Linked DNA regions of Homo sapiens: all the other regions are linked to region 3. The links are chromatin contacts, found by Hi-C or POLR2A ChIA-PET in ENCODE. All regions are on one chromosome and are shown on one strand. Each heading gives the region's core, a stretch centred on a gene start or an enhancer-like site at or near the end of the contact. The rest is flanking DNA. Distances are from core to core; before and after follow the strand shown. Region 1 has its middle 100 kb from the start of TPM1. Region 2 holds the start of APH1B (aph-1B gamma-secretase subunit). Region 3 holds the start of HERC1 (HECT and RLD domain containing E3 ubiquitin protein ligase family member 1).

Evidence for each region. Hi-C counts contacts between places; a loop is a spot of excess contacts on that map. ChIA-PET counts read pairs that join two places held with the same protein, here RNA polymerase II (POLR2A). Pooled maps may share reads with other maps.
Region 1: POLR2A ChIA-PET joins it to region 3 with 10 read pairs in activated CD4-positive, alpha-beta T cell. The contact joins the enhancer-like site here to the promoter of HERC1 in region 3. POLR2A ChIA-PET finds 5 or more read pairs at or near these places in 2 of 52 experiments (WTC11 and activated CD4-positive, alpha-beta T cell).
Region 2: a pooled map shows a loop between it and region 3 (4-fold over the local background). The contact joins the promoter of APH1B here to the promoter of HERC1 in region 3. A Hi-C loop is called at or near these places in 1 of 168 maps with a recorded cell type or tissue (CD4-positive, alpha-beta memory T cell) and 4 of 50 pooled maps.

The regions. Positions count from the first base shown.
Region 1 is chr15:62,939,250-62,944,321 of GRCh38, reverse strand. No RefSeq gene overlaps it. Among named protein-coding and RNA genes, the nearest start is that of TPM1, 100 kb to the left of the region's middle. Within about 2 kb of position 3,486, at least 25 of the 41 ENCODE cell types and tissues checked have a DNase peak (open chromatin) inside an H3K27ac peak, as active enhancers do.
Region 2 is chr15:63,274,897-63,279,551 of GRCh38, reverse strand. APH1B (aph-1B gamma-secretase subunit) reads right to left here and starts at 1,947. Exons shown (of 6, transcript NM_031301.4): 1 at 1,816-1,947; 2 at 221-391. The coding sequence starts at 1,928. It overlaps LOC124903504 (a long non-coding RNA gene), which reads right to left and starts at 4,446. Exons shown (of 2, transcript XR_007064674.1): 1 at 4,190-4,446; 2 at 2,700-3,534. RefSeq lists silencers at 1,641-1,920, 2,001-2,420.
Region 3 is chr15:63,831,228-63,835,942 of GRCh38, reverse strand. It overlaps HERC1 (HECT and RLD domain containing E3 ubiquitin protein ligase family member 1), which reads left to right and starts at 1,995. Exons shown (of 78, transcript NM_003922.4): 1 at 1,995-2,116. RefSeq lists enhancers at 1,807-1,936, 1,110-1,973, 1,974-2,839 and a silencer at 2,177-2,606.

The sequences.
Region 1 (5,072 bases), core at 2,237-4,736, 890 kb after region 3:
CTGGACTGGGATAGAATAGAATAGAAGAGTAGAGTAGAATAGAGTACAGAACATTGCAAAAGGTGAAAAGTGAAACTACTGTTTCATGAAACTTATTTCAGTTAGACTTTTTTGTGTGTCCACGGTCATAATTTAAATGAATGTATTACTATGGGGCATGATGAAAAAAGTGGAGAACAGCCATTGTGAGTCTACACTATGCAGCTAGAGTGATTTTAATTTGTAAATCTGAGTATGTCCCCCACCTAATGCCTGTCAGTGGTTCCCTAGCTTGGTCACTCATTACTTAGGAAATATCTAGTGAGAGCCTATTGTGTGCTAGTCACTGTTCTAGGTGCCGGGGATAGAGCGGTAAACAAGGCAGACAAAAATACCAGCCCTGGTTAAGTTTATATTCTAGTTGGGTGAATATAAATATAGAAATAAACAAGAAAAACATACATAGGAAAATTATACAGTATGTTGAGGTGGTACGTGCTCTGAAAGAAAACACCTGAAGAGGGTCAGGAACTTTAGGAGCGTGGAATGAGGACGGGAGGGTGCCGCATGGTGGTCTGGGCAGCCTCATGGAGAAGGTAACACTTCAAGAAGACTTGAAGGGGGTGAGGGAGTGAGCTGTGAAGATATCTGGAAAAGGGACATTCAGGGCAGAGGGAACTGCAGTGCCAAGGGCCTGAGCAGGGGCTGCCTGGGTGGTTTGAGGGAGAGGGAGAACATGGTGAGAGGGTACAGGGGGGTGGACATGGGAAGGAGATAAGGTCAGACAGGCACCTGGAAGCCAGGTTACGTTGGGTCTGTGGGGGGCATTGTAAGGACACTGCAGGGGAAACAGGAGTAAAACCTGCAGAGCTTTGAGTAGAGGAGTGATATGCTCTGGGCTACATTTGAAAATGTAGGGTTCAATCCTCTTGAACAGGTCCAAGGCCCTTTATATTTTGTTCTTGCCTAAAGATGCAGACTTATTTCTTGCCATTTCCATCAGCAACACCAAAATGTTCACATTTTCTCCATGATGTTTCCCACTTCTGGGACTCTGCCTGGAAAGCCACGCCTCCCATCCCTCTCTTTGGCCTGGCTCACCTCTACTCGTCTTTTAGCAACCAGCTGAGATACCACCTCCTATTACAACCTCTCCCCTTAGGCTGGGAGACTTGCCTCCCACTCAGCCTGCTAGCACCTTCTCTCTCTCCATCAGTAATGTACTTCATTGTACTCTAACTCATGTGTGTTCTTTCAAATTTTTGATTCCTGGGAGGTTTAGGATCTTCCTTTTTGCATCATTTTACCCCCACTCCCTATGACAGTGGTGCACATAGGACATGCATGCAATACACAAATGGCTGTTGAATGAACAGTGGCTGATGAGGATTCCATGAGGTCTGAATCAACTTTCCAAGGCCACGCAACATAGTGCTCCCCACACCCCTCCCGGTGCTCCTTCTGCCATACCACAAGACTCCTGGGGTGCCCTGAGGCTTTCCTTGGGGGGATGGGTGTGACTCCCCATTGTCCCTGGAGGAATTTAATTTAATAGATGAGACAAATTGAGTGGCGGGAGGGGTGGAGGTAGGGAAGATGCTCATAGAGGCGGCAGCTTGCTTAAGGTTACACTGTGCTCGTTGAACTTGGGAGTCCACTTGCAGCGTCTGGCTCTGCACCGACGTAAATGTACACGGATACTTCACTGGGCCCAGCTGTATCTCTTCTCCATGGAAGATCCTCTTTCACCCAAAGCACTTCATCAATATTACAACCAGAGAAGGGGGGCCAGTCTGGGCTTTCCTGTGGCCTATGGTGTAGATTGGGGCTTTGACGTAATTTGGGAGCAAACTTGGGGACCCCTTCAGGCATCGTAGGCATCCTGCCCTGGGCTGGCTTGCCAAAGCTTGGAGGTTAGGAAGGAGGATGGGCAGACTCTCCCTGTATGTTTCCCTATCCTGTAGTGAGAAAGACTCACAGATATACACAAGGACAGGCCACCGTTGAAAATGAAATACACCATTTCCCTGCCTAATAGAACTGGCAGCTTTCCTTTCTTTCTCCTCTGTCTTCCTGTAGGTGATCAAGCATCAAACTTTCTGTATACACTGTAAAGTGCTTCTTCCAATAATCTTTGCAGCCTAGACTTACAGTTTGTCCTTCCCAGGTCTGTTTCCTTATAAATATTCCAAGGTGAGGCTGCCAGTGGGTGATTTATTTACAAGAGGTATCACTTCTTGCGGCTGTGCATGGTGTCCAAGCAAATGGCTTACTGCAGCTCTCACCAAACTCAGCTTTGTTATCTACTTTAGATGAGACCAGGTGATTCACTCTCTCTCTAATTTCAACTCTTGGTGAGCTAAAATGATTTCTGCTTTAAAAATGTCCAGAATGTGAAAAATAAAATGAAAAACTACAGAAACAACAAGCCTTGTTATTCAGATAGAGAGGGAGACAGAGACAGAGACTACTCATCTTATCTGAATGCTGTCACAGGGAAAGCACACCCTGACAGTCCACAGCCCTGGAGCCTCCTCAAAGTTTCCCACCCAAAGAGGAAGCCCTACAAAAGAAATGGAAGAGAACCCCCTGTACCCTGCCAGGTCTGTCTTACCAAAGGAATGTATCATTCAATACCCTTCCAGGCTTCCCCATTCCCTCCCAGTAGTTCTAAACCTCTTGGGGGCCAAGGACTCCTTTAAGATTTCCCAGAAAAATATGCATGTCCACAAATGCCTAAGATTTCAGGAGGTGCAGGGGAGTGAAGGGAAGCAGGTGCTGTGGGGTCCAGAGGGGAAGCATCTTAGGGGGTTGCAGGGTTGGAGGACAGGCTGTGTGGACGGGGCCAGGGCTAGGACCCTGGGTTGGATGTGGCTACAGGGAGGAAACGAGAGGGCATTTTAGGCAGGAATGAGGCCAAAGGTAGAGGAGCTGAGATGCAGCTGGCTTGCCTGCAGAGCCACAGTGAAGGGAACAGAGCTAATGCTTATTGACCACCTACTATGTCCCAGCCACTATGATATGTGCCAAAGGGCTATAAACAGGCGTGCTCCCTCGCCCGAAGGAACACAGTCTCATGGGCCAGGCAGCCAAGGACTGGGGCAGGATTAACCATGATACGGTCAGAATGAGCAGCAGTCCCTCTCAGCAGGGAGTAAAGCCCTGAGGCTGCAGATGGGAGCTGGTGACCCCTGACAGTCTTCATCACCAGGGCAGGCCTTGATGGCAGGGGTGGGACAGGCCGGGCCTTTCAGTGTGTCCTTGGCTGCCTCTCTCCAGTTAGGGGCTGGACGCTGGGCTCAAGTGGGCGATGTTCCAGGGCTTTCAGTGGTCCAGAGATCCCAGCTGGTTCCAGCTCCTCAGAGCAGACATAAAGCGGGTCATTTCTTGCTTTCTGGCGTGGTGACTCAGCTGACAAAAATAACTCACGCTAGCAACAGCTCTTTCTGCATCTTGTGGGCTGGGAACGGGTACTAGGAAGGACAAAAACTGCTAAGCAGTGAAACATGAGGACTCCTCCATCTGACTCAGCCACAGAAACACACAGAGAGACAGACACAGACAGAATGACAGCAAGAGACAGAGAGAGAAGCAGAGACAGAGACATAGAGAGACAGTCAGACACCCACACAGATGTGTTCTGAGAAACTGAGTGGGGCTGCTTCTGACACTGAAGCCAAGGCACTCCTCATTTCTGGACTCAGCAGCTGGGGAAGTCACAGGGCTCAACTACCAGGGAAAACAGTTTACAGGTCCCAGGACTTAACAATGCTTTCCCAGGTGTACAGAGCACAGCCTCCAGGGTTGTGCAACCCCCTGCAAATGGACTTCTCCCAAAGCAAGTTCATGTGGCAGCTCCCAGCTCTTGCAGACTCCTGCAGCCCTCTTTACTCGGCTTGAGTGTGGTCCTTTGCATTCTGCTCCCAGGAACCTTTTGTTTTGGTCCCTGGGCACAGGGTCTGAACGTGTACCTAGGATAACTTACCACATGCCTCTCTCCAAAGACTGCCTTGTTCTGTGAGTTGGAATTTGCTGATGAGGAGGGATGCCATCTGTCTTTCCCACTTATCCACACCCAGTCCACCCGCCAAAGCTCATTGCATCCCCCTTTTCTCATTTAGAGTCAGACAAGGAAGTTCATATTTTCAAATGGGTCTGGCGCCATGCTGGGTGTAGGCAACATCATTTCCCTCCACCTAGACAATAATCCAAGATAGGTATTATTTAACATGTGAGAAAACTGAACTTAAAGAGAACAAATGAGGCCGGGCACGGTGGCTCATGCCTGTAATCCCAGCACTTTGGGAGGCTGAGGAGGGCACAGCAGATCGCTTGAGCTCAGGAGTTTGAGACCAGCCTGGCCAATGTGGCAAAAAATACAAAAAATTATCTGGGCGTGGTGGTGCATGCCTGTAGTCCCAGCTAATTGGGAGGCTGAGGTGGGAGGATTGCTTGAGCCTGGGAGGTGGAGGGTTGCAGTGAGCTGAGATCGCACCACTGCACTCCAGCCTGGGTGACAGAGGGAGACCCTGTCTCAAACACAACAACAACAAAGAGGATAAATGATTTGCCCAAGACCACACCACTGGTTAGAGTGGAGCTGGAATTTGGGCCCAATGCAGTATAGTACCACATCCCATGGGATGCCTCCTGTGGTACTGTACAGCATCCCATGCTTGCAGCTGCCATTGTATCCCATCCCTGCCTGTGTGCCTCTCTCTGAGTTTGACATGCTGCTCAGAGCATGGACAACTCATCTGAAAACGAAAATTATATCATTGGAAGGTCTCTTGTCCTATATAATTGGGACTAGTAGTTGGTTGGTTAACCAAAAAATTTGATCAAGGTGAGAAATCATAAAACAGGACACATACAGCCTTATTTTGATGTGGATCAAAGGCCTTTTCTCAAAGAAACTGGTGAAGAAAATTCTACTTTTCTGTTTTGCGTAAGCTACACTAATAATTTCCAGTGTCTGTTTTAATGAAGAAGAGAGAACCCAAGGTACTCTTGAAGCAATTCGAGTGCAGAATCCTTCTAGATTTATACAAACTTTCTCTTTTTTTTTTTACCGTTATCTCGTCCACACCTCA
Region 2 (4,655 bases), core at 698-3,197, 560 kb after region 3:
TCAAGAAATATTTTTTTGAATAAAGGAAGAAAGGAAGGAAATAAGAAATTTCCACAAGATAAAAGAACACTCAAGATTTTCAGGCTGGAAATGTACCAATCTCTTGGCTTAGTACTATGTAGGAGGGCATAGATACAATACTATATTCACGTTTCAAATGACCAAATCATAACTAAAATCTAACTGGGGAAAAAAAAGGTAAGGCAGGTATTTAACTTACTTTAAGAGTTTATAATATGCAAATCGGAACATTTCTTGGATATAGACAGAGACAAACGCTCCAAAGATCAGCAGATATTTCTGTGTTGGTCCATCTTTGTTGTCAATAATGACTCTTGCCATGAACCAAACAAGGGACGAAATCAGTAGAGACACCAACCAGAAGAAAGCTCTGAAAAATACGGGAAAAAAAGTTACAAGTGAACATCAGTACAGGATTAATAATGTTTAAAAGCAGGAAAAAAAAAAAAACCTGCTTGAGAAGGAAGAGATTTCTTGACGTTTCAATAAGGAAAAGAAAGTCCTCATAAAGTGATACTCTGATCAGTTGTTCTTAACGGTGCATTTTCCTTGGTGAGACAAACGTGTCCAAGAGGAAGGCTGAGGTTTCCCAACAATTACTTTTTTCAATGACCCTGCTACTTGCAAGTACATCTGCAGACTCTATCTGCCAAGGACTATCTAGCTAGAAACTTGGTTATTTGCTACTCTTTCTAATCAATGCTCTGCCCATTGATGAGCCAAAACAAGAAAATACACAACCCTGATTACTGCAATTTTCATATTCTTAAAACTTACAAGAAATTATGGATTTACTGATCAGATATCTGCAAAGATGAGTATCTTTTCCAGAAAAATATCTACATCTCTATTAATAAAGTGACTGGTATAAAATTCAACTTGAAAACCTGTGTTCTGATCTGGATCAGTATCCAAGCCCTCCAGGTCTTACAGCACCCCTGGGGATTCTAATGATTATAGCAAGCTTTACAGACCCTTCCCAAATCTCTATTATTTTTAAAATGACATGCAGCGAAGCACTTTCAATACGTTTGTGGGAGGTGAAGAAACGCAGAAAAGCGGGAATCATTGGCCTAGTCTGGTGCCAAGAGAGACTCATCAGAGGAGGGGGGATGTGGTATGTGCAAGTAAGAGGCAGGTGATGACTGCGATGGGACACCAGAGTCCGGTATTTACCAAGCTCCCAGAAGGAGACGCACAGTCAGGTGCTTCGGTGTTTTTACAGGTTTCCACCCTTCGGCTGCACAACGGAACCATCCAAAAGGAGCTTAAATTTTTTTTTTTTTTTCTGAAGCCCGAATCCCATCCCCTAGACATTCTGATTCAATGGATCGGGGTGGGGGTGGGCATCGGCATGTTTTAAAGCACCTGGCCACAGGTGATTCTAATAGGCGGAAGTCGCGCACTACTATCCTAAACGCCAATGGTTTTTAACCCTTTGGGGATTACACATGCCTTTGAGAATCTGAGGGAAATTAGGGACTCCCCCTCCAGAAAATGAAGGATGCATATATGAACTTATCCATAATTTTTTTATACAACTTTAGTAGCTTCACGGATCACTAAACCCCACCCATGAGCCCCAGGCAAAAGGCCCTGACCCCCAGTGTGCGCTTCTTCCTAAGAGGGCGAGGCGCCTTTGGGGAGCCGGATCTCCGCTCTCCCCCTCTCAACCCTCCTCCCGTCTGAAACGCAACAAGGTCGAGCCGCGCGGTGGGGGCGCCGAGGGTCGCGGGTAACCCCAGCGGGGGAGGGGAGCCCCGGCGTCCGGGTTTCCCGACGCGACCGCCTCACCCGGCGATGAGGAAGATGATACGCAACGGCTCGGTGGCGATGGTGAAGACATAAAGGGCGAGCGCAGGCCCGAAGGCAATGAAGGCGCAGCCGAAGAACACGGCCGCAGTCATGGCCACCGCGGAAACCGACCCGGGGGCCCGTTGGGGACGCGAGATGCTCCCGGCGCGGGCGGGGTTCGGTGGGTGGGGCTCGGGGTGGGGGGCTAAGCGGGACGCGGGGGGCGGGGCGCGGCTCATGGGCAGGCACGGGGACGGGGGCGGGGCTCGGGGGCGGGGCACGTGGGGGCGGGGGCGGGGCTCGGAGGCGGGGTACGTGGGTCGCGGGGCGAGGCGGGGCGTGGGGGTAAACGCTAGGGCCTGGGGGACTGGGCGGGGCGTGGGCTGAGGGCGCCGGGCGCAGGGGCGGGCTCAAGGCGGTGAGCGCGGACCCCACCGTTGGGCCCTCCGCCCTACCGGGTGTCCGGAAGCGCCAGGGCCACGCCGCAGCTCCTGCTCCCGAGGCGGGCGTCCTCGGCGACGTTAGGGCCCCAGCCATCGCCGCAGCCCCACAGATACACTCCGATCGGGTTCCAGTGCCGGCCGCGAGGTGGTTAAGAGAAGGGAAGCTCCCTAGCCCACCTTCGAGCCGCATGCACCGAGAACAGGCAGAGATTCCAAGTCAACCAAAGAGACTAAACAAAAATGTAGCGCAGGAACAAGCAGGATTCCTTTTTAAATAGGTTTTTTTTTTTTTTTAAGCACATTTTACCGTTTGGATAGTTGCGGGAACTTCGTACTCCATCCTGTATAAAACCTAGGCTGGGATAGCAGTGACCCCGGGGATAACCCACAGATGGTAAAATGATGAAAGAGTGGTGGAAGAAGCTGCCCTTCTCAGGGCTGTTTCAGCCAAATGGTTTTTATTTTTTTCCCAATTCTTCAAAAGGGTTGTTTTTGCAGGCATTCTGTGACCACCCTACAAGCAATAGTAACATCTCCCTGCTCCGTCTTCTCACAGTCGTCCATTTCACTTGCTTATTTTTCTTCCCCGTTAAAACGCGAACTCCTGGGGGACAGGGACTTTGCTTTGCTCTTTGTTGTTTCCTCAGCACCTAGAAGTTCACTAATATCTGTTCAATAAGTGAAATAATTTAAAAGGTGGAAGTTATAAACATCTATATTAACAATTTCTGAAAGGTTTAAAAATTAAAACTTAAGTTCTCTGATCATTCACATCCAAGTTAGATTTTTCTTTATGTTGAATAATACTTCGTCGGTTATTTTGATCAGTGTGCCTGACACAGGTAAGTGCTATGTAAGTATTAACCACTCCTACATAATGTCCATCATGAATAAAGATTTTGGCAATCCACATTTAAAAAAACACCAGTAGACAAATGTTGGGACCTGACAGATGTTTTGCAGCTCGCCCCTGAAAATGCACCTTCAAATAATACAACTGCAGGTATTTAATTCTTACAGAAAAACATTACCTTTGCCCATTTAAAAGTCATATATATTTCCATTCACTCCCACAGAATACTTCTTCAGATTCCAGTGATTGTATTTTGAATGGTCAGATCCCAGCACAATACCTATCAAAACTCGGGTCGAGACAACAGTTCAGAGTGATAGATCTGCTTTGTAAAGATATGGAAAATGAGCTTCCAGACTGGAGGTCCTCAGTGCAACGCAGGCATGAGATGGCAGTGGCCTGATTCAGGGAATTAGCAGGACTCTGGAGGGAAGCAGACAAATTTAATAGAAGTTTAGGAATTGTACAAACAGAATTTAGTGACTAATGAGCTACATAGAGTGAGATGGGGGAAGAGTCAAGGATGAGGGCTTCTAGAGGGTTCGGGCTTAAGTGGATGCTGTGGAGACAGGAGGAGGAGAGAATATGGCAAAGTAGACACGATAATGAGTACCATTTTGTTATTTTGTTGTTACTGTTTTGGAGACATAGTCTCACTCTGTCGCCCAGGCTGGAGTGCAGTGGTGTGATCTCAGCTCACTGCAACCTCTGCCTCCCGAGTTCAAGCAATTATCCTGCCTCAGCCTCCAGAGTAGCTGGGACTATAGGCACGCGCCACCATGCCTGGGTTATTTTCGTATTTTAGTAGAGACAGTGTGAACAATGTTGGCCAGGCCAGTCTCGAACTCCTGGCCTCAAGTGACTTGCCCACCTCGGCCTCCCAAAGTGCTGGGATTACAGGCATGAGCCACCGTGCCTGGCCTTCATTTTGGATGCCTTGAGACTGAGATACTTGTAGCACTCCAAATGGAGGTGTTCAGTAGGCAACTACATATACAGGATCAGGAGAGAAATGGACTGAACATCAGAGCTGAGACCAGAATACCTGAAGCCGTGAGAGTATATAGAATAGAATTACCTAGATAGCTAGTAAAGCCAGAACAAGGCCTATGTCAGAACACCAACATTAAAGGTATGAGGAGAAGAGGAACCTCATAAGAAACTGAAAAGGAGTGGCCAAGAGGGTAACAAGAAAACTGGGGGAATGTGGTGCTGTGGAAGCCAAGGGGAAAACATTTCAGAAAGAAGGGCTGTCGAGAGGTTAAGTAGCCATGCACAGTGGCTCACGCCTGTAATCCCAGCACTTTGGGAGGCTGAGGCAGGCGGATCACTTGAGGTCAGGAGTTTGAGACCAGCCTGGCCAACATGGTGAAACCCTGCCTCTACTAAAAATACAAAAATTAGCTGGGCGTGGTGGCAGACACCTGTAATCCCAGCTACTCAGGAGGCTGAGACAGAAGAATCACTTGAACCTGGGAGGCAGAGGTTGCAGTGAGCCAAGACTGCGCCACTGTACTCCAGCCTGGGCCACAGAGTGAGACTCC
Region 3 (4,715 bases), core at 746-3,245:
TTACACACAGCTCTGAGGGTGGAAGCTAAGGAGATGGTAAAAGAGGGAGTCTCTTGATTGGTCTTTAAAGTAAGCAGTCCTTTTCTTGAAATAGAATGGGCAAAACCAGGCTGGGCACGGTGGCTCACCCCTGTAATCCCAGCACTTTGGGAGGCCAAGGCGGTCGGATCACAAGGTCAGGAGTTCGAGACCAGCCTGGCCAATATGGTGGAACCCCATCTCTACTAAAAATACAAAAATTAGCCAGGCATGGTGGCACACACCTGTAATCCCACCTACTTGGGAGGCTGAGGCAGGAGAATCGCTTAAACCTGGGAGGCGGAGGTTGCAGTGAGCCAAGATGGTGCCATTGCACTCTAGCCTGGGCAACAAGAGCAAAACTCCATCTCAAAAAAAAGAAAAAGAAAAAGTGGGCAAAACCAGTACAATTTTACAAATTCAAGAAAGACAGAATATCATATTTGTGAGTGACGTAGATGACATCAACAAGTTAAAAGGAGGAGCTTTTGCTTGTTGTTTTTGAGTATGCTTCACACACAATACCCAGATCATAAAGCACTAGCAACAATGACATCACTCCTCATGTAGCTACTCCCTTACATCATTTACCAGAAATACACATTTTATACATAGAAACTTAAAAGCTACACACCTAAGACCCATCATTTAATGAGTACTTAATATGTGCCGTATGTGAGCTTTACATATATTTTACTCCTCAGAGGAACCTTGTGATAACAAGAACTGGCATTATAAATTGACACATAAGGAACTGAGGTTCAGAGAGGTCAAGCAACTTGCCCAAGGTCACACACCTGGGGTAAGTGGGATTCCAGAATTCCCACCAGTGTCTGACAGTGAAGCACATGGCTCCTAACTCTTGGACTAAACTGCCTCATGTGACACACAAACATGTATCTAATTTAACCATGGGAAAGCACTCCCTCGTCTGTCTATACCGTAATTTCTTACATTAGTGACACATTCATGGCTTGTATGTTTGTGTGCTTCTCCTACGCCTCCAATTGGATTGCAAACTTCTGGAACGCAGAGGCCAACTCTATTTTTTGTCCCCAAGTCATCGGTCAGTTTAATTGATGCTCGTTAGAATATCTGGAAGGAAAGACACCATGAAGGTGGCTGGAAAGGAGTAAAACCAGGTACAGAAGGAGGAAGATGGAGATGGGGTATTCACTCAACAATTTAATGTCCACTTGGACCTATGTTAGGCGCTGGAGATATGGTGAGGACTGAGCCAGTCTGTGTCCTTCCCCTCATGGGGTTTCACGTGGAGGTCGAGGTCATGATCAAGGATGTAAGTCACCCAAAGGACACTACTGTGTTCCCAAGCAGAAAAGAAAACCGAGGAGCCAGGCCCTGGCATCTGCAGGGTTCTGGCAGTCCCATAAGGCGCAAAGACATGAACAAGGTGGAAGAGTAGGTCAAGTGAAACGCTTTTATGTGATTGAACTTAGCCGGCCGGAGGGCCGGGGCCGCTGCGATGAGAGATAAAGAGCGTGGGGCGCCGGGTGCGAGGCGGAGATAAAGGGGTGAGGCCCTGGCCCTGCCGCCGGCCGTAACACGTGTCCCTTCGCCTGGCGGCGGGGTCTTCCCTGCCCACCACGAGGAAAAGGGGGCGCACTGCATGGCCCCCCACTCCTCACCACCCTTTGTGAAACGCCCCCAATTGTGCTTCATCTGTGGAGTCAGGTCCCCGCAGGCGGTCGGGGCTGCCCGGATTCCGCGACGGCTGAAGGGTGAGGGCCGCGCGGTAGCAAAGTGTCCCCAGCACCTAGCTTGGCTCCCCTCGCTCCCAAATCCCTTTCCCCTTTTCGCTCAACCCCCAACTCCACCTCAGCCGCCTTCCTCTCGGTTCCCCTTTCACCTCCCGCGCTGGGCCTGTTGGGCGGGGCGAGGGCTCCCGGCTGCGCGAGAGTTCCGCCCAAATCTCGTGAGACTCGCCTGACGCCGCCGCTGCTGCCGCCGCCTCTTACGTCTTTCCCTTTGACAAGTCGCTGCTGCTGCAGCAAAAATAAAGGACGCGACCGCCGCAGCCTCTGCGGAGCCGGGCTCGGGTCGCCGGAGCCGCGCCCCACCCCGCCAGCTCCAGAGCCACGTACGGTAACGCATCATCTACCGTCCTCCTGGTCCTGTGTGTGTGTGTGTGTGTGTGTGTGTGTGTGTGTGTGCGCGCGCGCGTGTGTGCTTTGCCGGCCGCGCAGGGCCGGCCGGGGCCGTTTCGGGACTGCAGCCGAGCGGGGCTGCTGGGGTCCCGGGTGGGCGGCAGGCGAGCTGGGGGAGCCCTCCTGGCGCGCCGCGGATCCCCCGGGTCCCCGGCTCTAGAGGCCTCCTGCCGCCCGGGCGCCTCGGAGCAGCGTAGAAGCCGAGGCGCCCGCGGAGAGGGCCGAGAGACCCGCCCCTCCAGCGGCTTACAACGTCTGTGCCCCGGCCCCGCTGTGGTCGCGTCTCTTTCTGCTTCATTCCTTTATCTGCTGACCAGCTCCTCTGCCCCGGCTGGGGCTCGGTCCGCGGGCGGCGGCCGACTCCCTCTCAGGGTCCGGGGAGTGCCGCGACCCCGGTGTCCCCAGGCGCCGGCCGCCTTTAGCGGGGTGGAGGCTGGGACGACGTGTCTTCCTCCTCTCCTCTGCCTTTGGGTGAGGGCAGCTCATCATCTGCTAAACCTTTCTCCAAATCTCCCGCCCCAATAAAACAACAAATTATAAAGCCTTTGCAACCGGGAGGCGAGGCGGGGCGCATTGTTTAGTCTTAAGCGTGAGATGAGGATGATGATGGTGATGACAGGAGCTACCCCGGGGAACATGGTGAAATCTGTTCTGTGATGGGTGGCAGGTTACTGGGAGACACGAGGAGGACAGGAGCTTGTACCACCTCTCCCAGGAGGTTATGTAAAAGACATGTTATCTTAGAGAGCTGTGAAACACAGGGACAGATTTGTCTTAGTTTAAGAAATGTCTATAATACTTAGAATATAGAGATAATTAAATGATGGGAATAACAAATCTGAACAAACTAACCCATCTTTGTAATTCCATCTCCAGAGGTGGCATTTCATGGTTAACATTTTATTGTATTTCCTAACAGACACATTTTTTTTTATCCTTGCTTGGGACTTCCTCATTCTATATTTGTTCCAAAAATGATTTATTTTATTTGAATCAGTTCTCTGGCCTGCTTGATTAAAACTGGCTGCTAGTTCATTATCACTGGCTGAACTCTGCCATCACTATCTTTTTCACTGGGCCCTTTTCCAAAATGATTGTTAGCTAAGTGGTTTGAAAAATCAAACGTTAAAACATTGTCTGTTTGGGTCTAGTACCTATGTATATATTATATTTTTACAATTCTGTTAGTGGTGGTTGCTCAAAATGGGGCAGTATTTGTAGAAGGGAAAGAAACTATGATTATTCATAGTGGGAAGAAACCTATTTACCTCAGGTTTTATGAAATTGATTTCTACTGGATATTTTTAGACCAAAATTGTTCTGTGACATTGTTTCATAGTGCCTGTTGTGATTAGTGTGGGATGAGTATGTCTCTTTGATATATGTGTTTCCATAGCCTGCGTTTATACAAGCAAAATTGAATGTCCTAGGTGCCTGTCTTATGCATAAATGTACGTATATATGTATAGAGACACACACACACACACACGTATTCTGCACCTATACACATTTATATATCTTGGAAGTGAGTTAAGATGTATTGCTATATTATTTGAGAAAAGATAGCATTAGGAAGGGCAAAGAACAGTCATAATATTTCCCCCAAATCACATGACAAGGTTGTATGGCAGAATGAGATATCTAGGGAGGTTGGAAATCTGGAGCCTTTTAAAAATAGGATAGATTGTCATCTGGGGTTGTTGTTATTGGAATGGATTAAATGGCCTATTAAGGCCTCTTGTAATTCTAAACTTTTATGAATTTTGCGTTCCCTAAGGTTCTTATCATTTTGCTTCTTAAATTTCCAGTCATGCTGTTTGCATGTGACACATCCATTCATTTGCTGGTCATGTATTCCATTTCCAATGCAGGCACCCTGATGTTGCATGGAAGAGAAAGCAAATGTAAATGCGTCACTTAATCTGCTTATTAATATAAACATCTCTTGAAAATCTCAATTTAAAGAAATTTTGGAGAATGTGTTGGTGATTGGACTGGATTGGGTTAGTAGAGGGTGCAAATAATAAATAGTAATAACAATTCCAACGTTCCAAGCATGTTTTCCCCCAAAAAAGTCATACTGAATACTCCCTAATATTTGAAATAGAAAAAAAAGGGGGCTGGGTATATTGAAGGAGCTGACCTTTTAAAATTTTTAAAATTCAGATTTTCAGATCTTAAAATGATGATAATGATGACATCGTGGCTTGGAGAGTGAGAAGGTTGTGTTAGGATAAAAAGAAACTTGTGAAACAAAACTTGAATGTTATAGTTGGATAACTATATAATAGCAAGTAACAAACTTACTATAATCTGTTGAAGCTATTTTTAAAAATTGTAAATAGAACTTTTGGCCAGATTACAGTAGCTCACGCCTGTAATCTCAGCCCTTGGGGAGGCCGAGGTGGGAGGATGGCTTGAGCCCAGGAGTTTAAGATCAGTCTGGGCAACATGGTGAAACCTTGTCTCTATGGTAAATACAAAAATTTGCTGGACGTGGTGGTGCATACCTGCAATTCCTGCTATTAGGGA